Regions from separate parts of the Homo sapiens genome. Here region 1 is linked to region 2. The links are chromatin loops, found by intact Hi-C in ENCODE. Cell type or tissue: HepG2. All regions are shown on one strand. Links, peaks and the distances in the headings refer to the core of each region. The heading gives the core; the rest is flanking DNA.

The links. Peaks named below come from ENCODE experiments on the same cell type or tissue, not always from the same donor. Only the 100,000 strongest peaks of a DNase experiment are listed, where the experiment ranks them.
Region 1: it touches region 2 in a loop (17-fold over the local background); 11 of 110 quality-filtered maps call a loop at or near these places.

Annotation. Positions count from the first base shown.
Region 1 is chr1:101,517,307-101,522,688 of GRCh38, forward strand. No RefSeq gene overlaps it. Among named protein-coding and RNA genes, the nearest start is that of LINC01709, 120 kb to the right of the region's middle. RefSeq lists a silencer at 3,047-3,156. In HepG2, for the core only: a CTCF peak has its summit at 3,127 (motif pointing right); a DNase peak (open chromatin) is centred at 3,145.
Region 2 is chr1:102,432,641-102,438,022 of GRCh38, forward strand. No RefSeq gene overlaps it. Among named protein-coding and RNA genes, the nearest start is that of OLFM3, 440 kb to the left of the region's middle. In HepG2, for the core only: a CTCF peak has its summit at 2,033 (motif pointing left); a DNase peak (open chromatin) is centred at 2,011.

The sequences.
Region 1 (5,382 bases), core at 153-5,152, 920 kb before region 2:
TGAGTTTAGAATATTCTCTCCTCTTTGATTTGTTTAAAGATTTTGAGTAGAGTTGGCATTAGATTTCAAAAATGTATTTGGTAGAATTCTGTGGTAAAGCCATCAAGTCCTAGGCTTTTCTTTTATGGGAGACTTTTTATTATGGCTTCAATCTTGTTATTTGTTGCTGGTTTGTTAAGGTTTTCTATTTATTCATGGTTCAATCATAGTAGGTTGCATGCGTTCAGGAATTTATCCATTTCTTCTAGGTTTTCTAATTTGTTGACATATAGTTGTTCATAATAGTTGTTAATGATTCTTTTTATTTTTGTGATCTCTGTTGTTGTGTCTCCTTTTTTGGCTTCTGAATACATTTATTTGATCTTCTCTCTTTTTTTTTTCTTAATCTAGCTAAAGGTTTGCCAATTTTGTGTGTCTTTTAAAAAATCAAGTTTTCACTTTGTTGATTATCTGCCTTTAGTTTCAATTTTGTTTATTTCTGCTCTGATTTTTATTATTTCTTTCCTTCTACTAATTTTGGGTTTGATTTGTTTTTGCTTTTCTAGTTCCTTAAGGTGCATCATTAGGTTGTTTATTTGAAGTCTTTCTACCTTTTTGATATAGGTATTTATTGATACAAACTTCCCTCTCAGTACTACTTCTGCTGTATCCCATAGATTTTGCTATGTTGTATTTCCATTTTTAATTGTTTAAAAAATGTAAATTTATTTCTTAATTTCTTCATTGACCTATTGCTCATTCAGGAGTAAGTTGCTGAATTTCAAAATGTTTCTGTATTTTATGAGGTTTCCCTTGTTAACAATTTTTAGTTCAATTCAATTGTAGTCAGAAAGATACTTGATATAATTTCTACTTTTTTGGAATTTGCTGAGACTTGTTTTGTGGCCTAATATATGGTCTATTCTGGAGAATGTTTTAAGTACTCATGAAAAGAATGTGAATTCTATATCAGTTGCGTATATTGTTCTGTAAATGTCAATTAGGCTAATTTGGTCTATTGTGTAGCTTAACTCCAATGTTTATTTGTTGATTTTCTGTTGGGATGATCTGTCCATTACTGAGACTGGGGTATTGAAGTCCCCTACTGTTATTGTATTGCCATCTGTCTCTCTCTTCCTTTAGATCTATTAATGTTTACTTATATACTTGGTGCTCCAGTGTCAGATAAAGAGATATTTATAACTGTTATACCCTTTTACTGAATTGACCCTTTTATCATTATATATAGTGACCTTCTTTGTCTTTTTTTTACAGTCTTTGATTTGTAGTCTACTGTATCTCATATAAATGTAGCTACTCTTGCTTGTTTTTTATTTCCAGTTGCATGGATTATCTTTTTTAACTCCTTCAGCTTTAGTCTATGTGTATCTTTAGAGATGAAGTGGGTTTCTTGTAGGAAGAATATAGTTGGGGCTTCTTTATTCATTCAGCCATTCTATGCCTTTTAATTGGAGAATTCAGTCCATTTACACTGTGTTGTTATTGACAAGTAAAGACTTACTACTATCATTTTGTTGTCTATTTTCTGGTTGTTTTGTAATTCTTTTCTTTCTTTCTTCTTTTTTTAACTGTCTTCCTTTGTGGTTAAGTGATTTTCTTTGATAGTGTGTTTTAATTCATTCTTATTTTTAGTGAATCTATTATAGGTTTTTGCATTTGTGGTTATCATGAGACTTAGAAAATCCATCTTATAGATAAAATAAATTATTTTAAAGAGATAAAAACTTAGATCACAAAGAATGTTAAAAAAAGCAAAAATGCAAAAATTCTACATTTTAACTTCTGTCCCCCATTTGACTTTAAGTTGTCTTGATTTACATATTTTTATATTGCCAATCTCTTAACAGGTTACTGTTGGTATTATGGTTTTTTGTAGATTTGCCTTTGGGGCTTCACACTAGAGTTATGAATAGATTGTACACCTGTTGCAGTAGTAGAGTATTCTGTGATTTTCTATGTACTTAATTATACCGGTGGGTTTTATACTTTGAAAAATTATCTGTTTGCATGTTAATGTTTTTTTTTTTCCCTTCCAGATTGAAGGACTGTCTGTAGCATTTTTTGTAAGACGGGTCTGGTGGTGGTAAATTCTCTCAGCTTTTGATTGTTGAGGAAAAACCTTTCATATTTGAAGATAGATTTGATGAATACAGTATTCTTGGAGGGTAGTTTTTTCTTTCATTACTTTGAAAATATTGTCCCACTACTTCCTGGCCTGTATGGTTTCCACTGAGAATTGTGTCACCAGATGAATTGGAGCTTTGTTTATATATTATTTGCTTTTCTTCCTCTTTCTGCTTTTAGGATGCTTTCTATCACTTTAGCTTTAGAAAGTTGAATTGTTATAGGTCTTGTGGTAGTCTAATTTGGGTTGAATCTGTTTGGTGTTTTCTGACCTTCCTGTTCCTGGATATTTATCTCTTTCTCACATTTAGAAAGTTTTCTGTTATTGTTTTTTTCTCTTTGAATAAGCTTTCTACCCCTTGTTCTTGCTCAACTGCCTCTTGAAAATTAATAATTCTTAGATTTGGTCTTTTGAAGTAATTTTCTAAATTTTATGAAATATTTTCATGCTTTTCATTCTTTTTTCTTTTTTTACTCTCTGACTGTTTTTTTCAAATAGCCTATCTTCGAGCTCACTGATTCTTTTCTCTGCTTGATTTATTCTGTTCTTCAAACCCTCTAATAAATTTTTGAGTTTAGCAAATACATTTCTCAGTTCCAAGATATCTGTTTGATTTTAAAAAATTATTTCAATCTCTGTTAGAGATCCCTGATAATTTTTAAATATGCCTTTCTGTGTAATCTTGAAAATCACAGAGTTTTCTCAAAACTGCTATTTTGAATTCTTGATCAGAGAGTTAACATATTGCCATTTTGTTAGGGTCAGTACCTGATTCCTTGGTTTGTCCACTTGGAGAGGTTATGGTTTCTTGTCTGCTGTTTCTTGTGGATGTACATCCATGTTTTTGCATTAAACGATTATTTATTCCAGGCTTCTGTGTATGACCTGTTTTGATTTACACTGGACATGTTTGCTTAGAGATTCTTCATAATTTAGCTGTTAATTGTCATTATTTTTATCACCCCAGCTAGGTCACTGCCTCCTTTTGGTCACTAGATGGCAGCTTAAGACCAAGATTTCCTTGGTTCTAGGCAATCAGAGTGCCTCCCTTCTCGAATGGGAGGATATCCCAAAACGGATATCTTGAGTGCGGGAAGGCTGGCTAGGGGTTTGTGCCAGGGAAGCTGTTACACAAACCTCCTATAACATGGTGCTGTTGAACAGCCACTCTGATTTGATGTCTCTTTTGGCTGAGTTACAGAGACGTTTCCAGTTTTATAGATAGTATTCCCATCTCTGCTCTTTGTCTCTGTCCTCAGAGATATTTCTTTAGGCACTCCTGATGATTCCTGTGGCTTGAGGCAGAGACAGGTTTACTGCCAAGAAACCCAAGGTGGTTAAGAAGCTGGTTGTCCACATCATCTCATTTTTTTTTATTGTAGAAACCCTAAGTTGGGGAGAAATTTTCCATGTTCTTGCTGTTGAACAGATTTGGGGGAGCGGTGTCACGGATATGGAAGTCCAACTTTCTTACTGTGTGTTGAAAGGTTTTTTCCCTTCTCTGTGGTCCCAGGAATGATCTGACCCTTCTATTTGAGCTCTAGAATATTGCTAGTGATGATGTTAGAGCTGTATATATGTTTCTGGTTTTCTATGTGTATGTGGTGGCAGTGGTGGGGAGGGTGAAGCCAGCTTGCTTCTATGCCACCATTTTGAAACTGGAAGTCCTCTCAGATTCTCCTTTTAACCAATTTTAATACCTTATTGATTTCCTCATTAATTAATGTTAAAATCTTTGATGTTATTTCTTGTTTAAGAGAGTTATGGTCTAAATTTTTTGAAGAACCATACTTGAGTAGATTAGATTTTTAAAAAGAATGCTTGGTTAGGAGTCTTTGACTGACAAGTGATAGTCAACACGGTGAGAGTGAGCTTGGAGAACAAGCCTTAATCCCTTTAAATATTTTCAAAAAATTGCTTATGTATTTTTTAAAAAGTTTGGCTTTATTACCAGAAGGAAGTTTTGAATGACAGCATAGAATGTATTTTTTTCCCTGAATCAGTTTTGGAAAAAAGACTACAAACATTTATAATTTAAAACCTTACTCCTAATATTTCTGAGGTTGCCAAACCACATGCCCATCTTTGGCTTAGTGTAGAAACTTAAAACAATTCTGCCCAAGCCACAGGTAAATATGCTGACACCTCCCCCTCACTATCTGCTTATCCACTGCCCTGCTTTGAAGGAAATTTTTAAGCCGTGTGTGTGTGTGTGTGTGTGTGTGTGTGTGTGTGTGAGATATGTGCATTATGTATTTTGCTTTCTTGGCCTTTCTACTTTTCATTCATTTCATTCCCTGGATTTTGTTAGGTGAAATTATTCCTTAAAATGGTTGCAGCTCTTATCTTTGCAGCAGGGTTACAGTCAACAAATTATTTTATTGCCTTATTGCCTTCTTTATATTTATCATTTCATTCTTGTTATATCTTTATTATCTTGCTTATTAGACACTTTTTAAAAAAAATCGGCACTAGTCTTCACTCTGCTGCAGTTCATACAGAACAAAGTACATTTTTCTAGCATACCAGGTGCCTCTTGCTCTCAGATCTTTGTACTTAAACTGGGAATAATTCTGCAAATATTTCTGAAATGAACTTCCTGTGGAAAGCTTTTCCCTCTGTGCTCCCACTAGCTTTATATATTTTTCCTGTAGTGCTTATAACACTGTACTGTAAATACATATTTCCTTGTATATTATATCCAATAGACTTTAATTTGAAGATAGTGACAATGCCTTGTCCCCTCCTGGAGCTTCCACACTAGTCTAAGGAAATTCATGTAGAAGTGCTTAATTACATACTATGAGAAAAAAAATAGATGAAGTTCAAGGGACAGATGAGATTTCTTTTTTTGAGGCAGGGTCTTGCTGTCCCCAGGTTGGAGTACAGTGGCATGATCATGGCTTATTCGCCGCAGCCTCTACCTCCCAGGCCCAAGCGATCCTCCTACCTCAGCCTCCTGAGTAGCTGGGACTATAGGCACATGCCACCATGCTTGGCTTAATTTTTGTATTTGTATTTTTTTTTTTTTAGAGACAGGATCTCACTATGTTGCTCAGGCTGAGGACAGCTGAGATTTTAACACTATATTCTGATCTACAAAAAAGATTGGACATAATGGGGTTCAGGATATGCTACCACAGAATATGGCCCCTGGGCACATTGGATATTTTAAGCAGAAAGAAGGTGAGAAAACCACAGAAGCAGGAAGTTCTCTCTGCCATTCTCCTGCCCTTCTTCGCTGAAGCAGGTCACAA
Region 2 (5,382 bases), core at 145-5,144:
CACACAATAAATTGTGACAAAAACAAAATAAAGACAGAGATAAATATGAGCAGAGTTTCTGTGTGCTGTTAAGGCTAATATAATATTATTTTAAGCTAGATTATTATAAATTTAGGATATTAATATTATTTCTCATAGTAACTTCCATGAAAACATTTTAAAAATATACACACAAAGTAATGAGAAGAAATCAAAATGGTACACTACAAAAAATTAAAAACAAAAGAAGGTAAAGAGAAACAAAAAAGACATAAGAAGTACGGAAAACAAATAGCAAAATTTTAGAGGTCACTCCTTCTCCATCATTTTTTTTCAATGTAAATGGATTAAATTCTACAATCAAAAGGCAGAGTTTGGTAGAATGGATTAAAATACAACACATGCTTCACTTATATGCTGTGTAAAGTGACTCATTTTAGAGCCAAAGACACAAATAGGCTGAATGTAAGAGGATGGGGGGAAGAAAAAAAACACAAACCCTTAAACAGTATCCAAAAAAGAACTGGAGATGGCTATATAGGTTGAGTATCTCTTATCCAGAATGCTCAGGACTAGAAAAAAAATCAGATACCTGATTTTTTCAGATTTTGGTGTATTTGCATTATACTTCCTAGTTTAGTATAGCTAATCTGAAAATATGGAAATCCCAAATGCTCCGGTGAACATTTTCTTTTAACATTATGTTGAACCTCAAAACATTTCAGATTTTGGAACATTTTTTATTTCAGATTTCTAAATTAATAATACCAGACAAGATAGGCGAAAACAAAACAAAACAAAACACACACAAAAAGACTGTTACAAAACACAAAGAAGGACATTATGTAATAATAAAAAGTAAAATCATGAAGAAGATGTGACAAATGTAAGCACATATATGTTAGAGACAGACTCAAAATTTGAAGCAAACATTTATAGAATTGAAGAAGGAAACATACTACTGTCCAGTACTAGTTAAGACTTCAATTCCCCACTTTCAATAATGAATAGAACTTCTAAACAGAAAATGAATTAAAAATAGAGGACTTGAGGACTGGAACAATAGCATAAACCATCAATACCTAAAGTACACAAACAAATACACACACACTCATCAGTCTGCCCTACAATAGCACAATAAACATTTTTCTCAAAAACACATGTAATATTCTTCAAGATAAACTATATGTTAGTCCATGAAATGTCTCAATAAATTAAAAATGTTTTAATGCATACAATTTGATAACCACAATGAAATGAAGCTGGAAATCAATAACAGAAGGAATAATAAAAAATTTCCAAATATTTGAAAATTAAGCAACACACTATGATATGGTTTGGCTCTCTGTTCCCACTCAAATCTCATCTCAAACCGTAATCCCCACGTGTTGAGGAAGGGACCTTGTGGGAGGTAACTGTGATATAGGAGTTAAAAAGTAATCACTTAGGCAGATAGCAAGGGTATGGGAGTTCTCAGTGAGCCATGTTTAAACCAGTTTTCTTTCATGGAGGACTTAGACATCATGTGGTACTGGAAGAAGTCCTGGGACAACTGAGGATTTCCAATCAGGGCTACCCCTCGGTATTATCCAAAGGCTTCTGTACTTACCCCAGCCTCCAATGGCCCCAGTGCGGTGTTGGCAATGGGCTCTCCAACTTTCCTTTTGTAATTTCTTCCTTACCTGTCCAGGGCCATCGTATTTCTCATCCTTTCTATGTATTCAATGTGTGGGAAGTTTTACAGTTCGGGGACATAATCTTGTTTGGCAAGATTAAGAAATGTTGTACTAACCAGGGATATAGCTCAAGAGAAGGTGTCTGTGATTTTCTAGGAACAGAGTCCACCCCCGCTCCCAAACCAACCAAAGAGAGCATTTCTCTCTCTCAGCCCTTGGTCTGGAGAACACATGATACATCCAGGTCTCTCTCTGCCATTGGCTTGGAGAGCATATGGCATTTCCAGGTCTCTTTCTGACCTTGGCCCGGAGAGCATATGGCATGTCAAGGTCACTCTGCCCTTGGTCTAGAGAGCACATGGTATTTCAAGGTCAACAGCACCACCTAGTGGAATAGGGATCCTCTCCATGAGGCACATTGTCGGTCCTTCACTGAAACATGGTAGCCTCCCGATTCTCTCCCCTTTTTGTGGCTATTAAAAGCTAGGCTACATGCTGCTTCTGTAAATAGGAAAATTCTGCCTTCAGCAATTAGGGCTAAAATATCCTCCAAGGCCAAATTATCAAGAAAACGGCCATTTGGTCCCTATGTTCTTCTTTTTTTTTTCTGAGACGGAGTCTCCCTCTGTCGCCCAGGCTGGAGTGCAGTGGCGCGATCTTGGCTCACTGCAAGCTCCACCTCCCGGGTTCACGCCATTCTCCTGCCTCAGCCTCCTGAGTAGCTGGGACTGCAGGCGCCCGCCACCATTCCCGGCTAATTTTTTTTTGTATTTTTAGTAGAGACGGGGTTTCACCGTGTTAGCCAGGATGGTCTCGATCTCCTGACCTTGTGATCCGCCCGCCTCGGCCTCCCAAAGTGCTGCGATTACAGGTTTGAGCCACTGCGCCTGGCCCCGTACGTTCTTTTGAGGCACCTATTCGACCTCCAATTAGAGTGGTACTTCATTAGTAAGGGGATTTGAAGTTCGGGAGTTAACCAAAACCATTCTCTAAGGGTAAACGCTTCAGCACTGGTCATAATAGCAGGATACAGAGTTCAACCTAGCATGCTGTCTCCATTAAAGGGGCCTTGCCCCTAAAAACTATTACATAGTTTTTCCTGAGATCCATTTTTCAGAGAGACAGGCAGGTCACACAAGTCTAGGAAGTCAAAAGGAAATCATAAGCAGTGGACTAGAGCCACTTGGGTGGGCGTGAATAACCCCAATTGCTTAGTTTCTCTGGTTCTATGGCTGGAGGTCACGCCTACAACCAGGGGTGGAACATTCAACAAGGTGCCAGGACCCAGGAACCACAGAGGGAAAAGAGCAAGAAGAACATTTCCACTGCCTTCCTCTCCACCCTGGCTCACACCACAAGGAAGGAGACTAAAGGGGCCCCTTTTTCTCACTTCTCTTTATCAGGCTATAGATACCTGGGTATGGTGAGATAGCTCATCCTCTGTATCACCTCATAAGACAAACTCAAGCAGCTAAATCTCATCTCTTAACCTGGAAACCTGAAGCTCAAAAGGCCTGGAACCAGCTAAAGCAGGCCCTAGTAAAGGCACTGGCTCTCAGCCTCCCTGTAGGAAGGGCCTTCAATCTGTATGCATCAGAAAGGAAGGGAATGGCCTTGGGAGTCTTAACACAGGCCTGAAGACCAGCTCAACAGCCTATGAGTAACCTGAGTAAGAAACAAGATTTGGGACTAAAGGATGGCCAGCATTGCCACCGTGGCCCTACTAGTCCCAAAAGCCTTCAATTAACCCAGGAAAATGACTTAACTGTTTATACTCCGCATAATGTGGTGGGATTACTGTCCTCTAAGAGAAGCCTTTGGTTAACAGACAGTCGGCTCCTTAAATATCAAGTTCTGCTGTTAGAAGTTTTCACCATCCAGTTAAAGACTTACTCTTGCTTAAGCCCAGCCACTTTCCTCCCTGAGGGAATGGGGGAACTAGAACATGAACAAGCTGTGGTACAGACCTATGCAGCCAGGGAAGATCTCCGGAAAACCCCTAGAGAATTGAGACTGGACCCTCTTCACAGATGGAAGCTCCTTTGTAGAGCAAGGAGTCTGTGAAGCAGGATATGCAGTGGTCACTCTGAATGATGTTACTGAAAGTGTGTCTCTCTCTCCAGGCACACGCTTTTAAATAGCTGAACTGACAACCCTTACAAGAGCTCTTGAGTGAAGCAAGGGAAAGGTAGCTAACATTTACACTGACTCCAAGTATGCTTTCCTAGTTCTCCATGCTCATGCTGCCATTTGGAAAGAAAGACACTTTCTTACTGCCAATCGATCTCCTATAAAATACCATCAGGAAATTAACAGGTTTTTATCCTCAGTTTTCCTTCCATGAGAGGTAGCAGTGATGCATTGTAAGGGATATCAGAAGGGAGTGGATGAAATAACTGAAGGAAACAAGCTAGCTGATCAGGCAGCCAAGTCAGCAGCAAGAAAGCTTCATGGCATCAAAATGCTTGAAGCCTCTCTAACTTGGGAAGGCTCTATAAGAGAAATCAAGCCTCAGTATTCCCATGCAGAAATGGAGTGGGCCACTTCTCGAGGGGACACCTTCCAGCCCTCAGGAGGGCTGCAATCAGAGGATGGCAAGCTCCACTTGCCAGGCTGCAGCCAATAGAAAGTCCTTAAAATCCTTCACCGAGCTTTTCACTTGGGAAAGGATAAAACTTTCAATGTTCTCAGAGATTGTTTTCAGGAGAGACCTTACTAACAACAAAATGGGTTGTTAATGCTTGTGAAGTCTGTCTTAAAAATAATTCCCTGAACAGGCAGCTTTTTCCTCCTCAAACCCAAAGGATGGGAAGCTCTCCAAGGGAGGACTGGCAGATTGGCTTCATCCACATTCCAAAGACGAAGGCCATTCAGTACCTCCTGGTATGGGTAGATACTTTCACTAACTGGGTAGTAGCATTTCCATGCCTTACAGAGAAGTCCTCTGAGGTAGTAAAGGTGTTAGTTAATGAAATTATTCCCCCTTTTGGTCTACCTAAGTACCTCCAAAGTGACAATAGCCCCTAATTTAAGGCAGCCATCACACAGGGGTTCTCAAAGGCACTAGGCATACAGTATCATCTCCATTGCACCTGGAGACCCTAGTCTTCAGGAAAGATAGAGAAGACAAATGATATCATCAAAAGACATCTCAGGAAACTGTCCTAAGAAACTCACTCTCCTTGGGTTACTTTTCTTTCCACGGCTTTACTGCCGGTAAGAAACACCCCTTCCAAGTTAGGTCTAAGCCCTTTTGAGACGCGTACAGACAGCCTTTTCTCATCAATGATTTCTTAATAGACAAAGAGACCTCTGAATTGGTTAAGCATGTAACCCCTCTGGCTTGCTTTCAACAGGAATTAACTCAACTAGCAGAAACCCAACCCCAAGAAGTAGGACCACCTTTATTTAACCCAGGATATTTGGTATTTGTAAAAGCTCTCCCTTCTCTCTCTCCTTCCCTAAGCCCAAGCTGGGAAGGGAATTAAATCATTCTCCTTTCAACCCCCTTAGCAGTAAAAGTTCCAGGTATCAATTCCTGGATGTATCAACTCAAGTCAAAGCCTGGAAAGCTGAGTGAGCAACCCCTGACAGCCCAGAGGAACATCCTGGATACCAATGTGAAGAAATAGGAGACCTTAAGCTGAAAATCATGAAAGATAAGCAAATGAGCAAGAGCTATTTATTCTACTCAGTTCCACCTCTACCATTTAGTTATTTCTATTTT